3 separate regions of the Homo sapiens genome follow, and regions 2 and 3 are each linked to region 1. The links are chromatin loops, found by intact Hi-C in ENCODE. Cell type or tissue: endothelial cell of umbilical vein. All regions are shown on one strand.

Evidence for each region. A loop is a pair of places that touch in the nucleus more often than their neighbours do. Peaks named below come from ENCODE experiments on the same cell type or tissue, not always from the same donor. Only the 100,000 strongest peaks of a DNase experiment are listed, where the experiment ranks them.
Region 2: it touches region 1 in a loop (5-fold over the local background); 20 of 110 quality-filtered maps call a loop at or near these places.
Region 3: a loop joins it to region 1, with 7 times the contacts of the local background. A loop is called at or near these places in 3 of 110 quality-filtered maps.

The regions. Positions count from the first base shown.
Region 1 is chr21:36,417,923-36,425,922 of GRCh38, reverse strand. CHAF1B (chromatin assembly factor 1 subunit B) reads right to left here. Exons shown (of 14, transcript NM_005441.3): 14 at 6,908-8,000. Among named protein-coding and RNA genes, the nearest start is that of CLDN14-AS1, 8.4 kb to the left of the region's middle. In endothelial cell of umbilical vein, CTCF peaks have their summits at 3,512 (motif pointing left) and 5,832 (motif pointing left); DNase peaks (open chromatin) are centred at 3,482 and 5,772; H3K27ac peaks cover 1,118 bases.
Region 2 is chr21:36,501,086-36,509,085 of GRCh38, reverse strand. It overlaps a transcript of CLDN14 not described here. Among named protein-coding and RNA genes, the nearest start is that of CLDN14, 25 kb to the right of the region's middle. In endothelial cell of umbilical vein, a CTCF peak has its summit at 4,687 (motif pointing left); a DNase peak (open chromatin) is centred at 4,665.
Region 3 is chr21:36,689,240-36,697,239 of GRCh38, reverse strand. All of the region lies in intron 1 of LOC105369308 (a long non-coding RNA gene), which reads left to right. Among named protein-coding and RNA genes, the nearest start is that of SIM2, 5.9 kb to the left of the region's middle. RefSeq lists an enhancer at 734-1,646. In endothelial cell of umbilical vein, a CTCF peak has its summit at 4,005 (motif pointing right); no DNase peak of the experiment used is centred here; H3K27me3 peaks cover 7,305 bases.

The sequences.
Region 1 (8,000 bases):
TTGTAGTGGCACGATCTCGGCTCACTGCAACCTCTGCCTCCTGGGTTCAAGTGATTCTCCTGCCTCAGCCTCCCAAGTAGCTGGGATTACAGGCGGGTGCCATCACACCTGGCTAACTTTTTTGTATTTTTAGTACAAATGGGGTTTCACCATGTTGCCCAGGATGGTCTTGAACTCCTGACCTCAAATGATCCACCCACCTGCCTTGGCCTCCCAAAGTGCTGAGATTATAGGCATGAGCCAGGCTTGCTGTGTTTTTTAAATGCTTGTTTCTACATAGTGGCTGTTTTAAAGGCCTTTTTGCAACTGTGTGCATGAGAGCCTCACTCAGCATTGTCAGCTGTAGAAGCCGTGCCACACATAGCAGCCTCGTCCGCCTTACATCACTGGACGTTTCTGCAGCTGCCTCTGGTTCACGGCTCCCACCCTGCCTGAGTCAGCTCCCCTGGAGGCTGCTCTGGCCTGGGCTTCTCTGGTGGGTGTCAAAGCCAGCCGTGGTGGGTCGGGGGATGGTGTAATGACTGCAGCTTGAGAATGTGCATCTCACTCATCCCTCAGGGTGGTCCAGGGCCACCAGCCCACCATAGGCAGCTGCTCCTTTGTTGGTGAACAGTACGAATCCCACCGTCCCCCAAAGGGGACTTTCTTCCCAACATCTGCTTCTCAATAGCAAGAAACCCAAGAGCAAAGGGCTTTTTTTTTTTTTTAAAGAAATGGAGTCTCACTATGTTGCCCAAGTTTGAGCGCAGTGGCATGACCATAGCTCACTGCAGCCTTGAACTCCTGGGCTCAGCCTCCTGAGTAGCTGGGACCACAGGCTCTCGTCACTGCGTCCATGGAGGGCTTTTGAGATGTTAATTTGATAGCTTTTGACAGGGCAAGGTCTACTAGGAAGAGCAATATGAGCTGGGGCCCAAAAGCATTGGTTTGGACTGAAACCCCTGTAGCATGTGTGCCCATGAGGGGGTCAGTGGCGACAGTGACGGGGTCTGGAAAGGAGTAGCCCTGGCTGACGGGTTCTGAGGCTCACCACAAGGGACACCAACACCAGGCACTCCACACAGGGTCTCTCATTTAATCTGCACTGCAAGGCCTCGAGCCCAGGGCTCTCTGTCGTGTCATTTTACAGATGAAAAAAGCAAGGCTCAGCGAGGTTAAGCAACACACCCTTGGTCACACAGCAATTGGCAGAGCCAGGATCCAAGCCCGGGCACACTGGCTGGGAGTCTGTAGCCTTTAAACCATGTGATGGCTGAGAACCTGTGTTGTGCTGGATTCAGCTACGTATTAACTCACAAATTCTTTGGGTTGTTCCTGCTCACAGGGAAGGAACCAGCTTAACCCTGTTTGAATAGTTCCTGAATTGTTATGAGAGGTTATCAGAGTATGATATTTGATTGATATCCTCAGAGTATTCTCATTTTGTAGATGAGAAAATTTGGAGGGAGAGAGGGTATTGTACTAAATGTCTGGGAGGCCAGGTTAGCCACGGATTAAGGATCCAGACCCACGGCTGTTTGGAGTCTAGACTGTTGGTCAGCCCACCAGGCCACACACGTTCTCAATTCCCAATTCCTAGTGCTGGCCTGGGTGCAGGTTGATTTTGTGTGTCAACTTGGAGAGTGTTTTGGAGAAATTAACACTTAGATTCATGAACTCTGAGGAAGCAGATTGCCCTTTATAATGTGGGTGGGCCTCACTCAATCTGTTGAAGCACTGACTAGAACAAAAGTTGACCTTCCCTGAGCAAGAGGGGACTCTCCAGCAGATGGCCTTGGCCTTCCTCTGCACTGCTGGCTCTCAGGGGTCTCCAGGCTGCCAGTCCACGCTGTTGATTTGGATTTGTCAGCCCCAACAATCGCATGGGCCTGTTCCTTAGAGTAAATCTCTCTACACACATCCTGTAGAACCGTGACTGATAGTGGTTAAGTATCTCTCCAGAAATCTACATTTCTCTTGTGAGAAAACAGAACTCTCAACTTAAGAGGAAGCTAGGCCGGGTGCGGTGGCTCACGCCTGTAATCCTGGCACTTTGGGAGGCCGAGGTGGGCAGATCACGAGGTCAGGAGTTGGAGACCAGCCTGGCCAATGTGGTGAAAGGCTGTCTCTACTAAAAACACAAAAATTAGCCAGGCATGGTGGCATGCGTCTGTAATCCCAGCTACTCGGGAGGCTGAGGCAGGAGAATTGCTTGAACCCAGCAGGTGGAGGTTACAGTGAGCTGAGATCGAGCCACCGCACTCCAGCCTGGGCAACAGAGCAAGACTCCGTCTCAAAAAAAAAAAAAGAGGAAGCTACCTGTCTCAGGTAATCCTTTCAAACACCGTCAGGCATATGCTGCATCCCCATTTTACAGAGAGGAAAATGGAGGCCAAGGTCGGTGAAGTGAAATGTGCAAAGACCCACGGCAATTTATTGCTTAAGACAGAACTAAGCCCCTCTTCTAGCTCCAAAGTCCATGGTTTTCCACTCTCACCTCCCACACCCCCTTTCTCACCATCCCACACACTCCGGCAGCCCCAACTTGGGGGAGAAGCTGACAGTCACTTGGCTCGCTGGCCTAAGGTCCCCTGCCACCAACAAGGACAACTCCCTTGCCAGCCTTCCACCCACCCGCCTGGTTTAAGGTCTAACGCTAATATTAGGTGCTGCCTGGCCTCTAAAACTGGAAGGGCCTTGAATGGCTTAACTGCAAGCTCCCCTCCCCACTCTCCAGCCGGGCCTTATCATGGCCCCAGGCGCATCTCCTGTTTATCCCTGAGCAGCAGGCTTCACTTCCCAACCACCCCAGGAATTAGTCACATGAGCCCATCACATCCTCCTGTGGGAACCAGGGGGACCCCGTCCTCTTGTTACTGCAAAGCCGGCTGCCCACCACCCCTGCGGTTCACTCTGCCCTCGAGTGCTGCCCCGTGTGGCCCTGCCTGGACGGAGTACTCCCCCTCCCAAGCTGTGAGTGATGCGACTAGCAAACAGCTGTGCACCTCAGGTGTCCCGTGTTGGATGCTGTGTTTGACCATCCCGAAACCCCAGTGTGGGAATCCCTCCCTCACCAACAGGGTGGAAAGGAGGCGATCAAAACGCACCTCTGGTGCAGGGGCCGTGGGGAGAGAGCTGCTGCTAGGGGGTGGGCAGGCCACCTGGCCAGCCAGGCAATGTGGCGGGGCAGTGGCCCAGTGACATCAAGGATTAGGAGACAGGCCACGTCTAAGGCGGCCTTGAATATCGAGGATTCTGTGGAAATCAAAAGGACAAACAACTCAAATGCCTCTGGTGTCAACGACAACCAGCAGACATGTCAGTCCTGGAGGCATGGTCGGACTCTGGATGGGACAGTCACGGGAACAGCTGCCTATCTGATAAGGGGCCGCCAGGGAATTCACAGCAGTTTCCAACAGCAGAGCCCCACAGAGAGCAGGGACAAGAGACCTGGGCCCGGGAAGGAGACAGGGACAGGACTCTTTGGGGCAAGTAGGAGAGAAGGATTAGCAATACCGCCCCCTAGTGGCTTCCGCAAGTGCCCGGCCTGTTAGGAACCCGAGTTCCTTGCTTTGGGGGTGGCGGCAGTCACAGGGCATTTACTCCTTCCTGTAACTGTCACGTGAAAGCAGAATGACACCGGCATGGGGGGTGACTTTTCCCCAACACTCAGCCTCTTGGGTCGTGGAATATGGATGCTTGTCATGAAATGGCTGAGCTCCAAGTATTCCATTCCCCTTCAAATTTTCCAGACTTCCCAATCTCCCCCATCGGGGGTTCCCTACGCTGAGGGCCTGGAGTCTCCTGAGCTTTGGAAATTGCATGTGTCCGGCTCACTTGCAGAGGCTGACTCCGGATCTGGACAAAGCCCAGGCTTGAGGTGATGTTCTTTTGTTTTGCTTTTGAGCACAGCCAGCTCCACAGACTCAGAGGGCCGGAGGAGACAAGGAGGAACTCGAGGGAAGAGAAGACCTGGAGCAGGAGGGGCTGACACCAGCCCTCACTTCATCCCAGACTATACAGACTCACCAAGGGCTCTGACCAGGAACAGAGACCAGAGTGATTTCAAAGAAAGAATCTGTGATGACACTTGAAATGGCTTTTATAGATAATATTTGATGACGGAAGGAGACATCAGGTTGTTCTGGGTATTAAGAAAACAGAGGCTGGCCGGGTACGGTGGTTCACGCCTGTAATCCCAGCACTTTGGGAGGCCAAGGCGGGTGGATCACAAGGTAAGGAGTTCGAGACCAGCCTGACCAACATGGTGAAACCCCGTCTCTACTAAAAATACAAAAATTAGCCAGGCACGGTGGCAGGCGCCAGGTACTTGGGAGGCTGAGGCAGGAGAACCACCTGAACTCGGAGGGCGGAGGTTGCAGTGAGCCGAGATCACGCCACTGCACTCCAGCCTGGGCAACAGAGCGGGACTCCATCTCAAAAAAAAAAAAAAAAAAAAAAAAATACCAGCACTTGGGAGGCTAAGGTGGGAGGATCGCTTGAAGCCAGGAGTTCAAAACCAGCCTGGGTAACATAGTGAGACCCCAGGAATGAGATCTACAAAAGAAAAAATTTAAAAATGAGCATGGTGGTGCATGCCTATAGTCCCAGATACTCGGGAGACTGAGGCAGGAGGATTGTTTGACCCTGGAGGCTGCAGTAAGCCAAGATGGTACCACTGCACTCCAGCCTGGGCAACAATGAACCCCTATCTCAAAAGAAGAAAAAAGGGCCAGTCTATTACCCCCTCTGTATAATCATTGCTACAAATTTGTTACAGACTCTTTGAAAGGGGCAACACCTGTTGCTTCACGCCATCACTCAGAACTGAAACTTGAGGGAAAAACAGCCCTCTCTGCAGGGGACCCACATCAGTGGAAATATTTTCCCCTCCATGCTGACCTTGTCTACGCTAAGGCAGGACATAAGGTACAGGGGCCAGCAGAAGAAAGTGCCCTCCACAACCACCACCTCTCACAACTGAGTGCTTAAAACCACCACAGAATTTGCTAAAAGCAGGACATGGAAGGTAACAGCTAGATGACACGTGGTTCTGCCTTCGATCTGGGACAAAAGGGCCAGGCCAGAGACGGAGGACCACCCAACTGCATCCCCAGAGGCTGCGCACAGGCAGGCGTGGGGTCGACTCCCAAGGGGAGGGTGACAGGGAGGCCGGGTGACGAACAGGGCAACTCCAGACAAAATGGGGATTCATGCCAAGTGGGGAAGCAGTGGGGGACCCCAAAACACCCAGCCTGCCCAGAGAACACACCGGGTACCCTAGATGACAAGGATATCCTGCTCCTAGAAAAATCTAGAACGCCCCATCCGATCACTTTCCGTTCTCTCTTGCGTTGCCTCTCGACCTTCTCGGCTCGGCCCTTCTCACTCCAGGCTACAACCCAGTCTCCAACCCAGCTCTCCCAGGGCGCCTCACCACTCTGTTTTCCCTGTATTTACTTATGTTGGTCTCCCCAAGCCAGGATGTAGGCCCCAAGAGGGTGGTGGCTTTTGTCTGGTTTGTTCCTGAGGTGTCCTCTGGTACCCAGAGGATATTTGATAGACATTTCTTGAATGAATGAATGAATGAATGAATGAATGAATGAACAAAGGCATGGCCATGCACATACTGCTTTCATCATCCTCTCCCACCCCTGTCTGCTCAACAGTGTTCCACTCTGGGTCTGGCCATCGGGGCGGAAGCCGGTATCTAAGGCCACTCTGTTCCCAAGACCGGACAGGGGCGCGGATCACTTAGAGGAGGTGGGGCGGAGACATGGGACCTTCAGGCCTAAGGAAGCAGGACTGCTGAGTGGATTCAGTGGGGACAGTGACCCCCAGTGGCCACTGAGAATTTGTGCATGAAAACAAGTGTGTTACTTCAATATGCCAGGCAAGGGAAGTACAATCTGGCTCAGCTTCCAGCTGCATTAACTCAGTCTCTCGTTTCTCTGTGGGTGACCCCCCCCTACATTTTCTCTTACCCCTCTCCCCTACCAAAGCAAACAAAGTCCAAGGTTTTCTAGCTGTAGAGACTTTTTCTGATGAAGAAACAGGCACAGACCCATGAAGTAATTTGTCCAAGTCTGTCTGTCCTACACACACACCCAAGGTTGAACTGTAGCTTAATAACCAGGGAGGCTGCAGAAGTCCTGGGAGACCCCAGACCAGGGAAGAAGGGGCTGGAGCAGCTCATCCTCCACCTCCTCCCTCTCCCCATTTGATGTTTCCAGAGCCAAGGACTTGGAACCTATGTTGTTTAAGTGAACGCTGACAACTATTTAGGTAAGGAGGGCCAAGGGCATCGTTACACAGATGTGCTTTCAGCAAAGACGACGGAAGTGGATATAAGGGAGGAAACTGGAGTAAACGAGGACCCCAGGAGACTTTCTCCCCTGCCCCGTGGCACATCCTCCTGCCCCTCTCTGCTAGAGGGCCCTGGCCCTGTGGGCACTTGCTGAGGATGGCTGGGCCCGTTATCCACGATAACCCGAGGAGGCACCGCATACCCCTGTCCACCGTACGGGCCACTGCATAAAATGAAGGCTTCACCCTCTGCTGCCCACGCTGAGCCTCCAACTTTCTTCCTTCAAACGCCGACCTATCCTCACAATCCCAGATTCCAGGGAAGTCAGGTCAAGTTCTCCCAAGCAGTCTCCCCAAGCCTGAGACTGATTTTCTTCTAGGCACCCCCAGCAGCAGGAACTAATATTCAACAGTAGAGTTGCTAGAGACATCTGGAAATACTGCTCAAAACAGAAACAACGACCCCTCCAAGTACAGATCCAGAACCATGAGAAGGATCTTCAACCCAGCAGCCACTGTAAGGTGGAAGCCTGCCCAACCTTCAGGCTGGGCTCCCTTTGCAAAAGCTTTCCCAATACACTGCCCAGATGGTTGCAGGCAGTTTTAGACTATGACACTGAAGTGACTTCACTTGGTCTTTTATTGCCAATTTTGATTTATATTTAAGGATGATGGCTGAGAACAGGCAGGCCATCAGGGGTCCCCCACCCCAACTCCCACAATCAATGCACAAGAAACAGATTTGTAAAACCTAATACTGTTCTTCTTTTTCTCTTTTTTTTTTTTTTTGAGACAGAGTCTCGCTCTGTCGCCCAGGCTGGAGTACAGTGGCACCATCTCAGCTCACTACAAACTCCGCCTCCCGGGTTCAAGCGATTCTTGTGCCTCAGCCTCCCGAGTAGCTGGGATTACAAGTGTGTGCCACCGCGCCTGGCTAGTTTTTGTATTTTTAGTAGAGATGGGGTTCCACCATGTTGGCCAGGCTGGTCTCAAACTCCCAACCTCAAGTGATCCACCCACCTTGGCCTCCCAAAGTGCTGGGATTACAGGTGTGAGCCACCACACCCAGAAAAACCTAATACTGTTCCTCCCCAGGTATGGCCAGGAAGCAGGCTGCTCAATAAGGACAGGGGACCCATGGTCATTCATCTGTCTGCACAGGATCAACAACTGCAAACCGCACCTCACGCCAGCCACATGACACTGAAAGCTGTCTCTTTTCAGAAGAGCTGATGGCACCTCCTGCATACTGTCCTTCAGTCCGCGGCCCCAGCAAAGGAGGATGTCAATCAGTGACGGGGCAGAGATAATCAAGAAAATGCTTTCGGCTGGGCGCGGTGGCTCACGCCTGTAATCCCAGCACTTTGGGAGGCTGAGGTGGGCAGATCACGAGGTCAGGCGTTGGAGACCAGCCTGACCAACATGGTGAAACACCATCTCTACTAAAAATACAAAAATTAGCCGGGCGTGGTGGCGGGTGCCTGTAATCCCAGCTACTGGAGAGGCTGAGGCAGGAGAATCCCTTGAACCTAGGAGGTGAGGTTGCAGTGAGTGGAGATTGCGCCACTGCACTCCAGCCTGGGTGACAGAGCGAGACTCTGTCTCGGAAAAAAAAAAAAATGCTTTCAGTGGAAATGCATTTAACCAGAACAGACCGTATCCAGGGAAAGTTTTTTCCCTTAGATTTCTCAATCTTGGCTGCGCATCAGAATTAC
Region 2 (8,000 bases), 83 kb before region 1:
TGGTTTTTATATATTCTTTCAATATTTACCTAGAGGAAAGGCTGAGTACTCTAAATAAATAAAGGAAAGGCCCAGCAGGAAGAAAGGGCCAGCGGGGAGCAGCCTCAGCGGCTTCTTTACCTCCAGAGAATTCATTTTTTGCCTCAAACTTGCAGCCTCCTCTCAGCAAAACAAAAGCCCCACAATTAAGGACGCCTACCAACCCACAGGACAATGTCCTGAAGCCAGCCCCTCGAGGCATAACCCCTTACTCCAGAACCTTCCATCTCCCACACTGCTTCCCCCAAGGGGAGTGCTAAAAAGACCATTGTCTCTCCAACTTGTGACTGTTTTCAGTGATGTTGCAGACATTCAGCTGGCCCACCCTGGCTAACAGAAACCTCGGTGGTTTCTTCCCAAGAGCAATGGCCTCAGTGCTCCGGTGTCCTTGTAGAGGGTGGCTCTGTGCTTGCTTGCCCTCTGACCACTGTAGAGGATGGCTCTGTGCTTGCTTGCCCTCTGCCCACTACTCCTGGCTCTCCGGGGCCCCCCAACGCATCTGTCAGATAGGCCATGACATAGAAGGACTGCGTGCTCTATGGGTCTTTATAAGCTTAATTCCGGCTTCCTACCCTAATGCTGTTTTCAAATCCCCTTGGTCATCTCTCCCAGCCTTACAGTGCTGTTAATGATGCCCGATAGGATTGTGAAGGATTTCCACCTGTCCTTAAACTTCACCCTCTGCTTCCTTCATCATTTCCATGAAGGCAACTTGAGCTGCCTGGAAAGTAGCTTTTTGACACTTGGCATAATATTCTTCCTTGGTCTCTTTAGGGTGAGTCTAGAACAATCACTCAAACACCTTTTACCCATAACTGTGAGTCAAAACTGTTCCCTAGAACATGAAATGAGTGGCAGAAAGGAAGATCACAGTGGAATAAACAGTGCATTTTGCAGAACACAACTCAGGACAGCACTGAGAATACTCTTCGGCCAAGAGCATTTGTAATATAGTGTAATGTGCTAAGGACTCCAAAGACAATCTCCTTCCCCAGCTCTCCCTGGCTGAGAGCACAGAGTGTGATATGTATGTGTGTGTGCATGTATACACATATATGTGTGTATATTTTTATTTATGTGTATATATGTGGTAATTATATACAACTTTTAAGAAAAGTATTTCTGAGACCAATGGTATCATAGTGAATCAGCACTGTGCAGGGTGGAATTAAACAGGAAATGTGTGTGTCCCGTTTGTAAATGTTAACAGTGCTACTGGTTCCCAAGACACAAGACACTCCCTCTACTTATGAACCAGGGCCAGGCAACCTTTTTCTTTTTTTGAGATGGAGTCTCACTCTGTCACCCAAGCTGGAGTGCAGTGGCACAATCTCAGCTCATTGCAACCTCTGCCTCCTGGTTTCAAGTGATTCTCCCGCCTCAGCCTGCCAAGTAGCTGGGATTACACGTGCGTGCCACCACACCCAACTAATTTTTGTATTTTTAGTAGAGACGGGACTCCACCACATTGGCCAGGCTGGTCTCAAACTTCTGACCTTAGGTGATCCACCCACCTTGGCCTTTCGAAGTGCTGGGATTACAGGTGTGAGCCACCACGTCCGGTCAACCTTTTTTTATTGAAGTAACCAAACCCAATTTCCTTCCCTCTCATTCCATTTTCACATAGTAATTAAACACTCAAGCGGTTGTCTCTGGGCTTTCTCACCTGGTGATGGCCACAATCCCTGGAAGCCTTGGGTCCTCTGCCACATGTTCCTCTGGGTTTTATGGGGTCCCCAAGGCTCATCACTAAAAGATATACACAGCCATGGGTTGAGAGAACACTGGGAGTTGTGTGTTTTTTCCTTGTTGATGTCCCTTGAGCTTAAGGGCAACTACTATTTTGTGCAGCCGCTTGTGTCAGGTTGTGTCTTTGGCTGACTGATATTTGCTGCCATTTCCTGTAGTGCTTTTTTTTTTTTAAGAGGGAGCATCTCATTCTGTTGCCCAGGCTGGAGTGCAGTGGTGTGATCATAGCTCACTGCAGCCTCGAGCTCCTGGGCTCAAGCAGCCCTTCTGCCTCAGCCTCCTGAGTAGCTAGAACTACAGGTACACACCACCATGCTCAGGTAATTTTTTATTTTCATTTTTTTAGAGACAGGGTCTTGCTGTGTTGCCCAGGCTGGTCTCAAACTCCTGGACTCAAGGAATCCTTCTGCCTTGGCCTCCCAAAACACTGGGATTATAGGTGGGAAGCACTGCACCTGGCCTCTTGTAACTCTTGATGCTCTGCAATAGATACCTTGCTCCCTATTAAATTGATACAATTTTGCTTTTTAAAACGTCAGACCACATACAAGAGTGTGAAGTTAAAAATGAAAGTCCTCCCCGACCTTGACCCTTGGCTCCACCCCCCAGAGGTGATCGCTGTGAACGGCTTTTTGTGCAGCCCTCAGAAGGTCTCTCTGCATGACAGAAATGCATTTGTTCTTTCTTTTTTTTTTTTTTTTGAGACAGAGTCTTGGTCTTTCACCCAGGCTGCAGTGAAGTGGCCCGATCTCGGCTCACTGCAACCTCCGCCCCCCCGGTTCAAACGATTCTCCTGCCTCAGCCTCCCAAATAGCTGGGATTACAGACATCCATCACCACACCCAACTAATTTTTGTATTTTTAGTACAGATGGGGCTTTGCCATGCTGGTCAGGCTGGTCTTGAACTTCTGACCTCAGGTGATCCACCTGCCTTGGCCTCCCAAAATGCTGGGATTACAGGCATGAGCCACCGTACCTGACTGCATTTGTTCTTGTTTACACAAATAGGATCATGCTGTACACACTGCACTTCAACTTGCTTCCTTCACTTAACATTGTGTCTTGGAACTCTTTGCATATCAGTAACTGCAGAAGCATTTAATCTTTTAATGGTGCATACTAATCTGTGTGGATGTACCGTAGTTATGTAACTAATCTCTTATAAAGGACATTTACATTTTATCCAGTTTTATTCTCTCAGAAAGAGCCAGAGAGTATTGAATCCTGTATTATTTATGTCTTTGCTTACTTTAGGAGTATAACTGGGGGATGAATTTCTAGCAGAGAAATAGCTGAGTTGAAGAGTATTCACTGTTTACATTTTGATAGATATTACCAAATGGCTATCCAAAAAAGACACTGACAGTATGCTAGTGTAACAGGGCATTTTTCAGAGAAGACAAAAGCCAGCTCACAGTTACCCATAAATGGAAGTCCACAGTGCCTTACGCCTCCCCTCCATCCAAGCCGGCTGGCTTTGGGTGGATCAAACCAGGAAGGGGTTAACAATGGACCTCTCTGTGTGTTTCTCTTCTGAACCTAAATATGTCAGACTTGGGCAATCCTGAGTGGTTTTGCATTTTCTTTTCACTGTAACCACCTGAGATCCTCTTGTCCCAAAGTCAGTGCTAGGCTGATTGTCTACATTGGGCAGGCGAACTGCTGGGAGTGGCAATGGTGGAATCTCTGAGCCTTTGCAGAAATGTTAGGTTCTGGTGAGCTGCTGACTGTGGGTTCAGAGGCTGGGACTCCCCGAGGTGTTCTGTTCTTAGGATTTCTTTTTAGCTCTCCAGTCATCCTGTCCTTTATCATCTAAGTGCTCCTGTTCTTCAGCCCTTTCTTAGCTGTTTGGTCTACTAGAACATTATTCAGGAGTATGATGGCTTCATCGTCCTGGAATTGCCTCCTCCAGCAGCTTGGGGTGGGCTGTCTGCAGTGCTTCAAAAGCTATCTGGGCTGAAGGGCTATTTTTTAAAAAATTCCAATCTATTATGGACCAATACTTTTGTAAAATACTAAAAGAATTGAATTACTGGAAAAATGAAATATGAAACAAAGACATATGAAATACAATCCTGATTTCTTTTTATTAGATTTAGCAGACGTAAACCTGTTTAAATTTGTTATACAAGTTTTGAGATACTTACTGTCCATTTCTGTTCTCATATAGTGGAGATTGGTAAGAATTTGAGCAGCATTGCTCTAAGCACGTCTCTGGAAGCTTCATGGGCTTCCTTTTGGCCCTAAAGCTTGTATTGTTTTGCTGAAAAAGTGATTCTCACCCAGCAGGGAAAATCTTCCAGATTTTCAGTCAGGGAGGGCCTGGGTCAATGCCCAGGGTTAACACTGGGCTTGGCTTCAAGCTCAGGACCCAGTCCTATCAGCCCAAATTTTCTTTTCCACCCAGCTTTTCCTATCTCTGGGAGCAGTGACTCATGGGTACAGGGTACCATGATCTGCTGTCTTCAAATCAGAAGATGTCATACTCTTTCCTTCAAGTTTTACTTCTTATTTCATTGAAGTCAACATCAGCCTTCCTATCAGTGTTACCATCTCTTCTCTATAACCCACTGCAGACTAGTCATGAGTTACACGCAAAATGTGAAATTTGGGGATGTGGATAAAAGGGAAGCAATTGTTTTCTATCAAGCCATTAAAACTTTTCAGTTTCCTTTTTAAATAATTGTACACTTCATGAGATACTTCAGATAGGTCTTAACACAAAGAAAGAATGAGCCACAACCCCCTAAAATATGAGGTGGTTAAAATATCTTTTGTCTTTAAAGGGGGTGAATTATTTCAATTTTAAATCCTTGGAGAAAATTGGCTTTCAGATTGCCTTTCGGAACCTGAAGTAGCAGGTCACAGCGGCATCTAGTGGAAGTTAATGGTATAACAGTTGGCCTAGACTAAGCAGAAAAAGAGAATACAGTAATTTCAAAATATTGTATTTTTTTCTTGTTTTTAACTTTTTTCTGAGACAGGCTTGAGTGCAATGGCACGATCATAACTCTCTTCAGCCTCAAACTTCTAGGCTTAAGTGATCCTTTTACCTCAGCCTCACAAGTAGCTGGGACTACAGGCGTGCACCACCATGCCCAGGTAATTTTTTTATTTTTACATATAGATGGGATTTTGCTATGTTGCCCAAGCTGGTCTTGAACTCCTGGCTTCAAGTGATCCTCCCACTTTGGCCTCCCAAAGTGCTGGTATTACAAGCATGAGCCACCACATCTGGCCTTTTTAACATTTTTGAAGTTAGGGTGTGACATACTAGATAGCATGTCATAATTTAATGAATCTATTTTCTTTATCAGTGATACTACATCTTACAATTGATGGCATCTTAATTTCATCAAAATATAATTTTTCATATAAAACTTTGTAGGATGCCATTCATTCAGTAACTCAGTAATATTTATTGAGCATCTACTTATACCTGGAAGCTAATGACTTACTGTATGTATTGTATTCATTGCATATATTTTAGTTGTGTTATATTCAAAACTGTTTATTGTAATGCATAATGTAGACATTTATACATTAATGCATTGATATTAATCAGACCTAACTCCATTAATTTAAAAATCCATTCTTGGCTGGTGTATTAGTTCATTTTCATGCTGCTGATAAAGACATACCCAAGACTGGGCAATTTACAAAGGAAAGAGATTTCATGGAAAACTCATAGTTCCATGTGGCTGGGGAAGCTTCACAATCATGGTGGAAAGAAAAGAGGAGCAAGTCATGTCTTACATGGATGGCGACAGGCAAAGAGAGAGCTTGTGAGGGAAACTCCCATTTTTAAAACCATCAGATCTCTGTCACGAGAACAACGTGAGAAAGATCTGGCCCCATGATTCAATTACCTCCCACTAGGTCCCTCCCACAACGCATGGGAATTCAAGATGAGATTTGGATGGGGACAGAACCAAACCATATTAGCTGGGCATAGTGGCTCATGCCTGTAATCCTAACACTTTGGGAGGGCAAGGCAGGTGGATCACTTGAGGTCAGGAGCTCAAGACCAGCCTGGCCAATATGGTGAAACCCTGTCTCTACTAAAAATACAAAAATTAGCCCGGAATGGTGGTGCACACCTGTCATCTCAGCTACTTGGGAGGCTGAGGCAGGAGAATCTCTTGAACCTAGGAGGCAGAGGTTGCAGTGAGCCAAGATTGTGCCACTGCACTCCAGCCTGGGCGAAAGAGTGAGACTCTATCTCAAAAAACAAAAAAATCCATTCTTGTCTAAACCCAGTAGTTCTCAAGCTGGCTGCATGTTAGAACTGTCTGTACAGTTTTCTAAACCATCAGTTCTCAGACCACACTTCTCAGAGATCTGAATTAATTGGTCTAGGAGTGGGGCCCATTCATTAAGAATTTTTCAAAGCTTCCCAAGTGTTCTAATGTGTAGCCTGGGTTGAGAACATTTTCCTTCCTTTAGGTCAGATGGATTCAAGATTACATAGATGTTTTAGTAGTTGGGAAATATAAGTGTTTGGTTTTATAGTAGACAACTCGTATCTTTATTACCATTTATGAATGCAAAGAAACCCTATCTATTAAAGCATTAGTGGATAACACTGAAACCATGATATTTAAGGAAATATTGGCTCCTAAAGACATCCGTGTCAAATACTGTACAATTTGCATTTGATTCTTACACACCCAACATTATTTGAAGTGAACACCATAATAAGATCAGGAATGCTGATGAAGTGTAAAACAGTAGCTGTAAAGTTTACAAGATGTCTCAGTAACATGAAGCCTCTCAAGTGATGTCTATGCACTAAAAGAAAGCAATCTAAGATATCAGTTCCTCGGAATATCCTTTTCATGGCTGAAAGTGAACTCTGCTCATTTCAGGACTGACCCCTAAGCATACTACAGAGATGGCATAATGCTCTTGACCCCCTAGCTGGTCCAGTAGTATAATGTGATACCACATCAGACCTCAACAGGCATAAGAATAGTATTTCATGGGAGCCAGCCTGCAGAAGAAAGGACGCTGTTCATTTCTGGACCCTACCTCTTGCTAACTTTGTAATGTTGGACAAGTTATTAAACTCATCAAATCTGTTGTTTCCTGGTATGCACAATTCGGATAATAATTCTAAGGTTCAGCTATTGCGGATGTTGGAGTTAACATAGGTAAAAACATGCTACTCCTCATGATGGTTCCCTGTGACTGCTTTTGGCTCATTGTGGTGTGTTACAGAATATTCAAGAAAGAATAGCACCATTAACCCCTTCCATCCTGCCTCTTCCAACCTCTACAAACTAGTGTGCAGGGTTTGGGCACTGGGTCTATGTTTAAACAATAGCTTAACGCCTTTTGGGTTCCTTGGATTTGATTTAAAAAAAAAAAAAAGGTCTTTTCAAATTCATAAGACTTTCCATCCAGTGTTTCCTTGTGGCCTAGTAACAAGATCCTAAAATACATTCACTTTTATCTCCCTCCTGCCATCAAAAACAACCCCTCTCGAGGGCCAGGGGCTGGCTGGGAGCCTGGGGTGTGTTCAACTAGAGAAAACCATGGGCCCTTTAATTTAGGGCCAGGCTACTGAAAAGAGAGACTAACAGAGCCTCCCAGTCTCCACCCATCACTGGGTTGAACGTGTGAGTTTGGAGACAGGGGGTGGCGTACCTGTCAAAGCAGCAGAATATCTAGAAGAAAAACAGTAGCGAGGAGATCTTCAAGGAGGAAATTTAGGAGCTTTTGGGCTTGTTCCCTAAAGCCCATAAGTTCTAGTTCAGTTTCATAGTCTCAGGCCCAAATGTCCCACTGACTTCAGGGGGACCTTGTCTGTGCTCTTTGAATGTGACCCGCCCTGGGTCAGATGACCGTCTCCATGTCCCAAAGGTCAGATTTAACCTGGTTTCTACAACTCACACTAATGTAACCCAATCATGGTTTCACTTTTCTAAAAAAAAAAAAAAAAAAAAAAAAAAAAAAAAAAAAGTGAGATATTGACTGAAACTCCCATTAATAATGTATTTCAATGCCCTGCAGATGTGGCAATATAAACAGGCAGTTTTCTTTGCTCTTCATGTTGCTGATATAAACTGGGCAGATACATTTCATGCAAATGGGGCTTGATGTGGATGAAATCTTTCAGCCCTCAGATAAGCCATCATCCTTTTCTCTTCTAAGGCAGAGAAGGAAAGATGAGGGTGACATTGAAGGGTTCAGGATGTGGCAGGCCATT
Region 3 (8,000 bases), 270 kb before region 1:
AGCCCGCTCTGGCACCTCCTGGGCTTCGGGAGGATTTAATGCGTTTCTCACCCCCACGGCTTCCGACCCTCAATTATGGACCCGGGAGAATTCCTCCTGGGCTTGAAAGGGATTACCCAGATCGCAGAAACATGGCTAAGTGGAAGTGGGAGAAACCCGACAAGTAACAAGAACGGAAACTTTCCTCAAGGCAAATTTCCCGGATTTTACGGGAAAGCGCACTTATCTTCCCAGGGACAGCCTCTGTTCACGTGTCCGCGAGGCAGGTTCGAAGCGCGCTACGGGAGGCAGAGCAATGCCGTGTTTGAAGACTGGAAGATACGTGGGTGTGAGATACCTCCAGGCCCAACGCCTGCCCAGCAGCTGCCCAAGCAGACGTTGTGTACTCGGCTCCCCCAAGCACATCCTTTCGCCGTACACGCGCGCGCGCGCACACACACACACACATCCACACACACACGCAGCTGTGGCTCTGGGGTCCCTGATGGCACCACGCAAAGTACCAGAAGTACACGGGCACCGCACCTCGAGGTTTCCCAGGTAGGAAGGACAGGGATGCCTCTGTGGAATTGTGAAGGAAGAAACCCAACCCTTGGTGGGGGCCGTCCCGGAGCTCTCCCTGCTGGAGGGGGAGCCTCGGGCCCTCGGAAAAGGACACTTAGAGCTAATACCCACAGGCCGTATGTGGGATAGTTAGTATGAAGCTGGAAGCTCTGTTGGAATGGAAAAGTACCGGGCAGGTGCTCACTAGAGTGGTCAGGAGCATCGGCGGTGACCGCAGATTGGGACACCTCCTATGTCTTTCCCTTCTGGCGCGGGGAGAAGAAATTCCTGGTCCAGGTATTGGGCCTAAAGCCGAACGCCCAGCTCAGAAAGCCCGGACCAGCCTCGCGGGCCCCAGGGGGGAGGCAGAGATGGAGCGCACGACCCCCGAGTCCGAGGCACCGTTCTAAATGGCGGTTCACCCACTGGCCCCAAAGGAGCCTGAAGAGTAGGGAATGAAAGGAGACTGGGGGCTGGAAAAGGGCGGTGTGGAGACGGGTCGGACGCATTGAGGTCCGGACCTCTCAGTACGTCCCCACCCGCAGTCTGTCCCACTGCGCGTGCGAGCAAGCCGCCTCGTACCCCACCTCTTAGAAATGTTCCATTAGGAAACTTATCTGGAAGAAATTCAGGCCCCAAGAGGAACGAGGCGGGCCCGGATCGCCTCACATCTGCTTGGATTTTCCGCTTCAGATGCTCCGCAACTGTTCTTCCCCAGGCCGCGCCGGCGCCTACCTGCGATCCATCCCCAGCGGAAGCCGACTCGGGAGAGATCAAGGGAAGAACTCCGGCCGTTCCCCGCGGGATGGGAGAGGCTATTGCAGTGGCAGCAGGAGATCAGAGACCTTGTCACTAAGGAGGTGGGGGAGGGGGAAGAATTTCCAACCTCTGAAGTGGAGTTTAAGAACTTCCACTGCCCCAGCAAGCAGAGGCAACAGAAAATCCAGGACTGCGTTGATTCAAGCCTATTTGGTTTATACGCTCTTGTCTACATCCGCAATCAGTTATGATATGGTTACTCCAGAAAAGTCCGCTTGGCCCAGCATCACATATATGACCTTTTCATGGCTGAGAGGATTTTTGGTCTGGGCTATCTGAAAGAATTCCTCGATTTTTCACTCCTTTCCATGTGTAAACCCTGTGGAGACGTCACCAATTGTCCTTGGGGTCATTGCTACTTCCAGAAAGGACCGGGGGACAATTACAGTATTACTACCCACAGCTTACAAATAATTACAGGTATCCAGACCAAGTCGGAAATAATTTATTCCTGCAGAGGCCAAGACCCTAATTCGTTCTGTTTGCTGTTTCCTCAAGTAGTAGAGAGAAATTTATGTCTCTTTTTTGCTTTTTTTAATAAATTATTTCACTGGGAGTTACTCCCTGGGAGAGTCTTTTCTTTTAGGTTGGTCAACATGTCTGATTATCTCATTACATGCAGTAACCCCTGGCAGATTGGCCTTTGTGCCCTGGGTCTAGAGACCCCATTAGTCCAGAGCCATCGCGCCCAACTGGGTGACCACAGCTCTCTCTCCCGCAGGAGAGAAGAGGGAGGGATGGAGAAATCCCAGGGGTGGGGGATAATGCCCACCTCCTGGGCCGCTTGTGGGGGTAAGGAGCTGCCTGAAGCTGATCGTCTTGGTTCATGTGCTTGGACTTGGTTGTCGGGGATAACTTCGGGTTCTGGGATTGGGAGTGAGAGAGGGTCCTCAGGCAGTGTCTCCTGTCCCAGGATTTGCATAGCTGCTGCCCAATTCTCCATTCCCCTCAAGGTGACGCTTTTAGGGGAATAAAAACGGTGTCCTTGGTAGTTAATGATAGTGATTAATTAATTAATGGTAGTGACTAGCAAAGTCCTTGAGCGAGCGACCAAAGCTGCACCTGGGTTGCCACACGTTCCTTCTAATTTTACCTGGGGTCGAGGGGTGAGCCCTTTCCCCTGCATTTTCCTTCCCTGTCTCCCAAGCCTGCTCCTCTTTCTCGCTGGTCCCTGAGAAGGCTTCGGGACTTCGGTGGGCCCCTTACGATGCACACAAACATCCAGTGACCGACCTTCAGTGAGGGTGGGGACTCATCTCGAGCACCCAGGGGTGGCTCCCTAGGCCTGACCATGGATTCTGGGGAAAAGGACAACGACAAGGGAGCCCAGCGTCCAGCGACGACCTCATCTCGCTCCCCCTCACCCCCGCCCCCTACGACCTGCCTCCCTCTCCCAGAGGGCTCTCGGTCCAGATTAACGGAAACATGGCCTCAAAATCCTGGGTCGGGGAGAGGCAGCACATCTGCTCCCCAGCAAAGCCCTCCTTTCGGTCTGGAAACATCCCCATGGCTTCCAGAGGGCCCAAGAAGCATCTGGAATCCCCTGCGCTGGAAGAGTCTTAGTCTGGTGTGCACTGAAATTCCTCAGTGGTTACATCAATTACACACCGTCTTGAAATCTGAAAACCGATTAGTTCATTAATGACGTCGCGAAACAGCCCTTCAAAGACACGAACCAAAAAAATCCCATTTAAGAAACAAAACAAAACCTATCCACCTAAGATAAACCTTTCTGTACATCAAGAAAAGCACAAACTACGGGGCTTACATTTTTTCCCTAAGCATATAATAATTGTAATAGCCAACCCTTAACATAGAATGGGGCTGCTATAGTCCTTTAAAGACACAAACTCGTTTGGTTTGAATAATATAGGAGGTCTTATTTGCAAAGCAACGCTATCAGCGAGGAATCTATTCCCTAATCTAAACAAATCCGTAAGAAGAGGCACGTTCATTCATTGGAAGTTTAAAGAGAGAAAGTTACAGAAAGGCCGGCGGGCAGGCGGGCCCCGCTGGGTTGGCCCCTCCAGCCAGGCCGGGGCGCGTGTCCACCCCAAATCCGGGCGTGGACATTTTCCCGCTTCGAGCGGATTTTTCTTTTTCTTTCTTTCTTTTCTTTTGAAGGTCAGCGTGAAAGGTGAGTTTTCTGAGAGGTGTGTGTCGGGGAGCCCATTCATTCCTTCCAGGAGGAGGAGACGAAGCCCACGGCCTAGAGCTGCTCCGGGTCAGAGGTTCCGCCGCGCAGGGCGAGCGAAAGCCGGACTTCAGATCTGAGCGGCGGCGGGGCCACGCCGGGCGTAGGGACCGCACCCCATCTGGTCAGGCACTGGGGCGGTGGCACTGGGGCGGTGATGGGCCCGGGTCGCCAACTCTCCCCGCCCTAGGCCACACACACCTGGGCTTTGGGAGCTGCGGGCCACACTCGGGCACGCACGCGGCAGGGGCTGCTGGAGCGGTCACAGGGGCAGGCTCCCCGGTCGCCAGAGGTCTCCTTAATTCCGCAAAAGGGACTCGGGACTCTACCCCCGGCCCTGGGCGCCGGCTCAGCAGGGGGTTATTTCGAAGATATCATTATTGGGAGTCGCGGTCCTGCCTTTTGCGCGAAGTCTCGGGACCGCCCGCGTGGTTAGAAACGCAGGCCAGGCAGGTGGGCGGAAGGGGGCGCAGTGTGCACGGCCGCCGGAGCGGCTCGCGCACCTGGAGAAGGGGTCGTTCAGTGCGCGCACACCCCCCAGGTAGGGGCCTCGGTGCGCACCCCGCCACTGTCTTGTGCGGTGTTGGGGTGACTTGCGTGACACTCAAGTGAGTGCCTGGGGCCGCGCGGACGTCTGTCCTGGCCCTGATGCGGGCAGCCTCTGCCCATCTCCCATCCTCCCTCCCACTCTCCGATCAGCCGCCTCTCCGCCCCCACCCTCCCCAGATTCTTCCCGCGCGGGGAGTAAGGACCAGGGCTGGGACCCGCGTGGGGCGGGCGAGAGACTGCGGGACCCAGCGCACGTGGGTGTTGAGATGTCTGGTGAGAATAAGAAGCCAGTGCTTTCTTAGCTTCGCCAAAGCCCCCAGCGGTATCCCCAGCTCTCGCCTACTTAGACAGAGTCCTGATCTGAATCCACGCGCTGGAGACTCAGCCTTCTCCGGGGAGACCTGGAGTGGTCCCGATTGCGGAAGAAGGTCCAACGCCCTCCACTGTCCCTCGCCCCTGCCCTAAGCCAGAATTCCTTCTAGGTGCTAGAGCAAATTCCTGAGCAGTCAAAGAGTGCAGCACATTTTCGTGTGAAACGAAAGACTTTAAATTAGCACGTTTTCCAGCTCAAGAATATTTTCCCTGGACACAGCATCGGCTGCTGGTAACTTCAGGGTGACTGCAAACCGTGCGGTCTGCCAATAATTTTGGTCCCGACTCCAGTCCCCTCTTCATTTTTTAGAGGACGAAAACAAAATAATCTCGGTGATTGCACCATCGTCCTTCCCATCCTGCGAGTATAGACAAAGACTTTAACCTGACAACGGAATTCTTTTGGGTGCTTCTCTCCCACAAGCTTTTGAACCAGGCAGAGTGAGCCCTCGGGCGCCTTCCTCGGGAGGGCACACAGATTTGCACAGTCGGGACCCTTCTCGTGGCTTTTCTCTTTGTGGGAGAGGCGGCGGTGGTGCGAGTGTGCGCAGGGCTCAAAGGGGCTGGGCAAGTGCTATTCCGCTCCCCCGGTGGAAGCCAAATTAAACCGCTTTATTATGATGTGAGAGACCTATGTTCAATCTTGCATTTAATTTTGGAGAGGTCCTCCTATTTGCCAGGCCCTGCGTTATTGACAAATCTAATTTTTGAATAAATACAAGCAAAAAGAGCACGGAGGTGTCGCCGTGGGAGGAGCGCCGTTCAGTGACACAGGTAGACGCTGGCTTCCTCTGGCTAAGCAGCCGGCGCCACGTTCAACTTGCTCGGGAGCTCTCGACACTGGATGGAAAGCCACAGCCTCCAATTCCTTTTAAACAATCTAAACAAGGTTGTGAGTCCTGGAATACTCCTGTGTGAATTTGCTTTATTCCTGGATAGTTGGGAGCCGGGGAAGGAAAAAGATAAGCGCTGTTGTTACTCATGCAAAAATAATTTTCGCGTTTACTGGAGTCTACTTAAGGTAATTGACCAGAAAATACCTCCCTGTTTAAGCAACATTAAGGGTGCTCCACTGAAAGCTACTTGAGTTATTTGTACTTCTGTTTAGCCTGATCCCTAGCCGACATTTTCGCAGAAGCTGTGAGCTCTGACAAATGCAGGAAAGTGGTTTCCAGGAGAGATACACCTGCGAAAAGTACTTGAATTCCAGAGCTGACCCCACCCATCTGTTCTTTGACAGGGTGTCACTTGGACCCTCCTTGATTGAGTTTCAGTAGCTGGATTTTCTAAAAGTAAATCCCAGAAATGGAAATTCATACTCATTATCTTGCACAAACATTTTAATTTCTGAGTGGCCTGCGTTGGGCCATGGAGCAGGAACGTTTCCTGCTGTAGCCACAGCGATCCCTTAAAAGCTGCAAAACGTCAGCTGAGGATTAGAAAGGCAATAATTCAAACACAGAGAAAATTCCTAACTAGAAGAAAAGAAAAAAGGCTCCAAGTGAAGTTACAAAATTTATATTTGTACAAAACTCCTTTGAACAATTATTTGACAGTAACCGTCTTTTTCTAGTTATGTTTGTTGACCTGAATTTCTCAGCCACCCTTTGCATGTGCGAATCGTGAGACTCTTGTTCTCAGCAAAGATGACTAATGGATCTTTTAGAAATTCATGCTTTGATTTTCTGTGTTAGCCGTGGAAGCTGCTTCATTTTAGATACTTTATGTGATGGCTGTCAAGGGAAACTTGGGTACAATTTCTCAGGAGTATCTCTAAAAACATTATTCATAATTAAAAACTGATTCATAGAAATCACCAGAAAAATTATGGCACATTATGTTCAAACATATTTTTAGGCATGTGGAATAAATAAAATCATTTTGGTCTGGCTGAGTAATACTGCCTCCCAACCTTCCTCTCACGGTGCCAGGAAGTCCTCATATAACTTCGTAGATTTCAGAACCGCCTGTGTGACACGAGCCAGAAAACATCTGTGTTTTCTCCAGGAATGTTCTCTATTGATAATGCAAGTTACAATTCTGTTCTTTAAAAAACAGCTGAATAGTGTAGCCCAAGGGGTGGGGAAGGCAGTACTGAAAGGAGTATCTTTAATAACCTTAGGATTGTTTTAAAGGGGGAGAAAGACTATAAGAAAATTCCACGTGATATAGTCTGAAAGATGGAATAAATTCACTGGAACGTAGACCCACCTCATTATAGGCCAGCTGATGTGCCATGGTTTTTTGGCATCTTAGTGGTGAAATTCCCAAGAGCAATCATTCTTTTTTTTTTTTTTTTTTGGAGACAGAGTCTTGCTGTGATACCTGAATGGAGTGTAGTGGTATGATCTTGGTTCATGCAACCTCCATCTCCTGGGTTCAAGTGGTTCTCGTGCCTCAGCCTCCCGAGTAGAGAGTAGATGGGACTACAGGTGTGCACCACCACGCCAGGCTAATTTTTGTATTTTTGGTAGAGACGGGGTTTCACTATGTTGGCCAGGCTGGTCTCTAACTCCTGACTTCAGGTGATCCACCCGCCCCCCACCTCAGCCTCCCAAAGTACTGGGATTACAGGTGTGAGCAACCATGCCTGGCCCCAAGAGCAATCATTTTGCCTCTACACTTTGCTCTGTAGGAAAAAGCAGTACACGGAGGTCCCAAGGTATTAGCAATACCAATCCCTTCAGCTGGTAGTTGTGTGAGTATAAACCCCTTCCTGGTAGAGAAGTAGGGCAAGGCTTAGGAAGGCTATTTGGTGGCCTGCAGTGGTTAATGCATCTTCTGAAGTCCTCGGGCTCACAGTCTAACTTGTCTGGGCATTGGTGGACTGTGACAATACATATGAGTCGCTAATATTGATTTAGAGAATCAGTATTAAATAGGACAGTTAACTTATTAAATAATCCAAAGTGACACAGTTGCACTTGCTAAAAATTGCTCCCATTGACCTACCTAAAGCAATGGATGCAATCTGCAGTCTTGTGCACAGTTGCTTGGATGCCTGATTTATCAGACCATGTTCATTCTCTTCACAGGCAACATGGTCATGGAAAGTGCGATGACTTAGCTGGTGCGTGAAGGTGGCTAAAGCAGATAGAGGGTTGCATGTTTCAGGCACTCACTTTCATGTGTGGTCTAGAGCTGGACTAGCCTAGATACAGCTCGTGCTTTGTGCTGCAAAAGGAATGCAGTTCTTTGGACTGGAGTGCCTTCATGCACTTCTGCCTGCACACCCACTGTTACTCACGGAAACACCCACGGAGTGGCCACAGTGTGCCAGTCGCTGAGCCAGGCCTTCAAGTGATAAAAGGGAGCTCCTGCCATGCAGGTGTTCACAGTCCTGACAGTGACGTTAACTGAGAATCTGGCCTGCTCATTCATGTATCTCAAGGGATTTAGAAGCATTCACAGCTCTTGAACAGTATGTAATTCTATTTCTGGTTATTTGTCCAGTGGAGATCATTTCTAAGACCAAAAAAGTCTTTTTGCATGAGTATTTGCATATTGGTTAAAGATGCAAGCT